Regions from separate parts of the Homo sapiens genome. Here region 2 is linked to region 1. Evidence: read pairs that join two places in POLR2A ChIA-PET (ENCODE). Cell type or tissue: Panc1. All regions are shown on one strand. Links, peaks and the distances in the headings refer to the core of each region. The heading gives the core; the rest is flanking DNA.

Region 1 (2,910 bases), core at 142-2,641:
AAGAATGAGAGCTCTTCCAGGACCCAGAGCTGCAGTCCTCATCACCACCCCTCTCTAGCTGTGTGACCTTGGGTCATTCACCTAACATCTCTGGACCTAAAATTTCCTCAGCTGCAAAATGTGGAGCATATCACCTGCCTAGGACATCTGTAATGACTGGCAAACAAATACACAAAGTAATAGAATTGAAAGGATGTCTGTGAACTGCAAAATTTTGCTTAAATATTAATGTTGGCTCTTATTTAATGAGCAGTTACTATATGCCAGGCCCTGAGCTAAGTTTTTTATATACATCATCTAATCCTCAGAGCAACCCAAAGAGGCAGGTGTGTTATTATTTCCATTTTACAAATGAGGAAACTAAGGCTAAGAGAGGGTAAGCAGTTTTACCCATGGTGTCACAGCCATTGTGTGATGGAGCCAGAATTAGAAGCTAAACCTTGACCTTGAGTCCATGGTTTTGTTTGTTTGTTTTTGAGATGGAGTTTCACTCCTGTTGCCCAGGCTGGAGTGCGACAGCGCAATCTTGGCCCCCTGCAACCTCCACCTCCCGGGTTCAAGCGATTCTCCTGCCTCGGCCTCCTAAGTAGCTGGGATTACAGGTGCCCACCACCACGCCCGGCTAATTTTATATTTTTAGTAGAGATGGGGTTTCAACATGTTGGTCAGGCTGGTTTCGAACTCCTGACCTCAGGTGATCCACCCGCCTCAGCCTCCCAAAGTGCTGGGATTACAGGTGTGAGCCACCGCACTCAGCCTGGTTTTTTGTTTTGTTTGTTTGTTTTTCTTATCGAGTCTTGCTCCGTCGTCCAGACTGGAGTACAGTGGAATGATGTCAGCTCACTGCAACCTCTGCCTCCCAGGTTCAAGGGATTCTCCTGCCTCAGTCTCCCAAGTAGCTGGGATTACCGACGCCCACCACCACGCCCGGCTAATTTTTGTCTTTTTAGTAGAGACAGGTTTTCATGATGTTGGCCAGGCTGGTCTCGAACTCCTGACCTCAGGTGATCTGTCTGCTTCAGCCTCCCAAAGTGCTGGGATTACAGGCATGAGCCACCATACCTGGCCCATGCACTGGGCTCTTCTGTATCAAAGGCCAAGCGGCAAGGGAGCAGAACGCTGTGCTCTATGTGCATGTGACACTGCACAAAACCCAAAGTGGGGGAAGTAAACCCCAGGGTATATGGTGTTGGCACAGCTAGCATAGCTATATGCTATGATACATGCTATGCCAACACCACAGATTGCATCAAAATACATTTATGTGTTTACTGAATGAATCAATGACCTAGTTTCACTAGAGTCAGGATTCGTGATCTGGCAGGCAGTTTGTTATTGTTTGTTCATTTGAAGTGAATCTTCAATTGAAAACCAATCTGATCAATTTTATTTTTAAAATTTAACACAAAAGTGATACACACACATACTTGGGAATTGGAGCTTGGGGACTGACTGATACACACACAGACAGGAAGGAATTTCTCAAGAATGTTAACTGGTGTGACTAAGGGTGATTTTTTTGTTTTTTGTTTTTTTTTGAGATGGAGTCTCACTCACTGTGTCACCCAGGCTGGAGTGCGATGGTGCGATCTCAGCTCACTGCAACCTCTGCCTCCCAGATTCAAGTGACTCTACTGCCTCAGCCTCCTGAGTAGCTGGGATTTACAGGCATGCGCCACCACGCCCAGGTAATTTTTGGATTTATAGTAGAGACAGGGTTTCACCATGTTGGCCAGGCTGGTCTTGAACTCCTGACCTCAAGTGATCCACCTGTCTTTGGCCTCCCAAAGTGCTGAGATTATAGGCGTGAGCCCGACCCTAAAGGTGATTTTTTTTTATGTCTGCTTTTCTATAGTTTTCAAATTGTTCTCTGAGTATATCCAAGCTTACCAATGAGGATGGTTTTGAATGCAGCCTGACACAGAGTCATAAACTTTCTTAAAACAGTATGAGATGTTTTTTCCAATTTGTAAAATTTTTTTAGTTGATCAGCTATTATTAGTGTTAGTGTATCTTATGTGTGGCCCAAGACAAATCTTTTTCTTCCAATGTGGCCAAGGGAAGCCAAAAGATTGTACATCCCTGGTATATACTACTCTTCTGATGAGAAATAAGATGATGAGGGTCGGGTGCAGTGGCTCACACATGTAATACCAGCAGTTTGGGAGGCGGAAGTGGGTGGATCACTTGAGGCCAGGAGTTCAAGTCCAGCCTGGGCAACATGGCAAAACTCCATCTCTACTAAAAACAAAAAATTAGCCGGGTGTGGTGGCACATACCTGTAATCCCAGCTACTCAGGAGGCTGAGGCATGAGAATCGCTTAAATCTCAGAGGTGGAGGTTGCAGTGAGCCAAGATGGCACAACTGCACTCCAGCCTAGGCAACAAAGCCAGACTGCCTCAAAAAAAAAAAAAAAAGAAAGAAAAAAAAGAAACAGCCAACCATGCTTCTATAAGTTAAAGCAAACCGCGGCCAGGAAGGTAAATGCACAGGGGCTGATGCACGATTTGCTTTGGGTTTGTCCCCTCTTCTGCCCCCATCCCATTGGTGCAGTGGGATAGCAGGATGGTGGGATTGATGGGCCCCTCACCTGAGCTCCTGCTGAGTGGCTGTGCTGTCCAGTGTGTCTTCCAGCTCTGTCTTTAGGGCCTCCAGCTCCTCGCCGAGGTCTCGCTTCTGCTTTTCAGCCTTGTTCCTGGCGGCCCGCTCTGAGTCCAGGTCCTCCTGGAGGTCTGAGATGTGGCCCTCCAGCTCCCGGATCTTCTTCAGGGCATTGTTCTTCTGAGCGATTTCATCGTCAAGCCTTCCAGGGAGAGACCCAGCAGAATGAACCCCCAGGTCCCTTGGTTTCCTCTCTTACAATGTGGCCAAAAACTTTTCTGGGACCAGACAGTTATGTTGCAGAGACA
Region 2 (2,910 bases), core at 213-2,712, 190 kb before region 1:
GGGAGTGGCCGTAAATGCAGATGAAGCTTCACTCACTCACCCGCCACTCACCTCCTGCTGTGCGGCCTGGCTCCTAACAGGCCAAGGACCTGTACTGGTGGTGGCTCAGGGGTTGGGAACCCCTGCTTTATCAGACTTAGTTGGTCCAGTTTTTCCCAAAGTTGGGTACGCTCTGGGATGATTTTAGGCAGCATTTAGGAAAACATTAATTAAGAATTTTTTTTCGGCCAGGCATGGTAGCTCATGCCTATAATCTCAGCACTTTGGGAGGCCTAGGTGGGAGGATCATGAGGTCAAGAGATCAAGACCAGCCTAGCCAACATGGTGGAAACCCAGCCTTTACTAAAAATACAAAAATTAGCTGGGCGTGGTGGTGCACACCTGTAGTCCCAGCTACTTGGAAGGCTGAGGCAGGAGAATCTCTTGAACCCGGGAGGTGGAGGTTGCAGTGAGCCGAGATCGTACCACTGCACTCCAGCCTGGTGACAGAGCAAGATTCCGTCTCAAAAAAAAAAAAAGAAAAAGAAAAAGAATTTATTTTCAGGCAAGGCCTAGTGGCTCATGCTTGTAATCCTAGCATTTTGGAAGGCCAAAGTGGAGGATCACTTGAGCCTAGGAGTTTGAGTCCAGCCTGGGCAACATGACGAAACTCCGTCTTTACAAAAAATTAGCCCAGTGTGCTGGAGTGCACCTGTAGTACCCCCAGCTACCCAGGAGGCTGAGGCGGGAGGATTGCTGGAACCCAGGCTGCAGTGAGCTGATATCACGCCACTGCACTCCAACTTGGACGACAGAGTGAGACCCTGCTGAAAAAAATATATATAATTTTCATGTCTTTTAGGAACAATATTAGGTTTGCATTTATGGTGATGTAAAAAAGAGAATCAACATAAAGAAAAGTATTAAATAGACAATAAAAGAGAACACGCCTGTAATCCCAGCACTTTGGGAGGCTGAGGTGGGGAGATCACTTGAGGCCAGGAGTTCAAGACCAGCCTGTCTAACATGGCAAAACCCCGTCTCTACTAAAAATACAAAAATTAGCGGCTCTCGGTGGCATGCACCTATAATCCAAGCTACTCAGGAGGCTGAAGCATGAGAATCACTTGAACCTGAGAGGTGGAGGTTGCAGTGAGCTGAGATTGTGCCACTGCACTCCAGCCTGGGTGACAGAGTGAGACCCTGTCTCAAATAATAATAATAATAGAGAGGGCTTGAGGCATAGCAACTGTTGCCATGGTAACGTGCAAGTGACTGATGTTCAGGAAACACTGGCTTTGCTACCCTGAGCCACACTTTTCCTTCTTGCCTGCAAGGCGATAAGGATGTTGCACCTGGTGGCTGGTGTGAGGAGGTCAGGCGCAGCAAGAGGCAGCACACGTAGCAGTTACAGTCACAGACTTTGCCTGCGCCAGGGTCTGTGTCCCAGCGGAGATGCTTACCGGCTGTGTGGTCTTGAGCAAATTGCTCGACTTCTCTGTTACTCTGTGTGGTGTTTTCTGACGCCACTTCTGACACCAAATGTGTTTTTTCTGATACCAAATACGTGCCATTTTTCTACACTAAGTCTCTGATTCTTGGATGCCAACTGGGTGCCCAAGCAATTCAATTCAGCTATCACACTATGTCCTGGAGTTAGCATCAGGTCCTGCAAGTTAAAAGACCCCATCCCACCAGACTGCCCCTATCTCAGATGCCAGTCGCAAGTCCGGAGCCACCCACCCTTCTGCCTGGCCAATTACAAACTTGGGGGTTCCCACGACCACCTCCTCGGGTTTGATAGTTTGCTGGAATGACTCACAGAGCTCAGGAAAGCCCTTCACTTATGTTTACTGGTTTATTACAAAGGACAGAACTCAGGAATAGCCAAATGGAAGAGAGATGCATTGGGCAAGGTGTGGAGAGGGAGCCGTGCAGAGCTTCCATGATGCCCTCTCTGGGTGCACTGCCCTCCCAGCACACCAGTGTGTCCACCAACCTAGAGGCTCCCTGGATCTCACTGTTCAAGAGCTTTTATAATTCAGTCGCCAGCCTCCTCCTCTTCCTGGCAGGTCAGCGAGTGGGACTGGAAGTTGCCCGCCGAATTGTTTTTTTTTTTTTTTTTTTTTTGAGACAGGGTCTCACTCTGTCACCCAGGCTGGAGTGCAGTGGTGAGATCATAGCTCACTACAGCCTTGACCTCCTAGGAGTGAGCCTCCTGCTTCAGCCTCACAAGTAGCTGAGACTACACAGGTGGGTGCCAACATGCCTGGCTAATTTTTAATTTTTTTTTTTTTTTTTTTTGAGACAGAGTCTTGCTCTGTCACCCAGGCTGGAGTGCAGTGGCGCGATCTTGGCTCACTGCAAGCTCCGCCTCCCAGGTTCATGCCATTCTCCTGCCTCAGCCTCCCGAGTAGCTGGGCCTACAGGCGCCTGCCACCATGCCTGGCTAATTTTTTTGTATTTTTGGTAGAGGTGGGGTTTCACCATGTTAGCCAGGATGGTCTCGATCTCCTGACCTCATGATCCGCCCGCCTCGGCCTCCCAAAGTGCTGGGATTACAGGCTTGAGCCACCATACCCGGCCTAAATTTTTTTTTTTTTTTTTTTTGGTAGAGATGGAGTCTTGCTATGTTGTGCAGGCTGGTCTCAAACTCCTGAGCTCAAGTGATCCTCCTGGCTCAGCCACCTGAGTAGCTGGGATTACAGGCATGAGCCTCTGCATCCGGCAGTGCCCCCGACCACCTGTCTTTTTTTTTTTTTTTTTGAGACGGAGTCTCACTCTATAGCCTAGGCTGGAGTGCAGTGGCATGATTGCGGCTCACTGCAACCTCCGCCTCCCAGGTTCAAGCAATTATCCTGCCTCAGCCTCCCAAGTAGCTTGGACTACAGGCACGTGCCATCACACCCAGCTAATTTTTGTATTTTTAGT

What was found. ChIA-PET counts read pairs that join two places held together with the same protein. Peaks named below come from ENCODE experiments on the same cell type or tissue, not always from the same donor. Only the 100,000 strongest peaks of a DNase experiment are listed, where the experiment ranks them.
Region 2: POLR2A ChIA-PET joins it to region 1 with 11 read pairs; 2 of 35 experiments call an interaction of 5 or more read pairs at or near these places.

The regions. Positions count from the first base shown.
Region 1 is chr16:15,732,775-15,735,684 of GRCh38, forward strand. MYH11 (myosin heavy chain 11) reads right to left here. Exons shown (of 41, transcript NM_002474.3): 26 at 2,592-2,804. Among named protein-coding and RNA genes, the nearest start is that of NDE1, 84 kb to the left of the region's middle. In Panc1, for the core only: no CTCF peak of the experiment used is centred there; a DNase peak (open chromatin) is centred at 1,267.
Region 2 is chr16:15,539,337-15,542,246 of GRCh38, forward strand. All of the region lies in intron 2 of MPV17L-BMERB1 (MPV17L-BMERB1 readthrough), which reads left to right. The region is part of intron 2 of BMERB1 (bMERB domain containing 1); the gene reads left to right. Among named protein-coding and RNA genes, the nearest start is that of MIR6506, 70 kb to the right of the region's middle. RefSeq lists enhancers at 1-281, 2,857-2,910. In Panc1, for the core only: no CTCF peak of the experiment used is centred there; no DNase peak of the experiment used is centred there.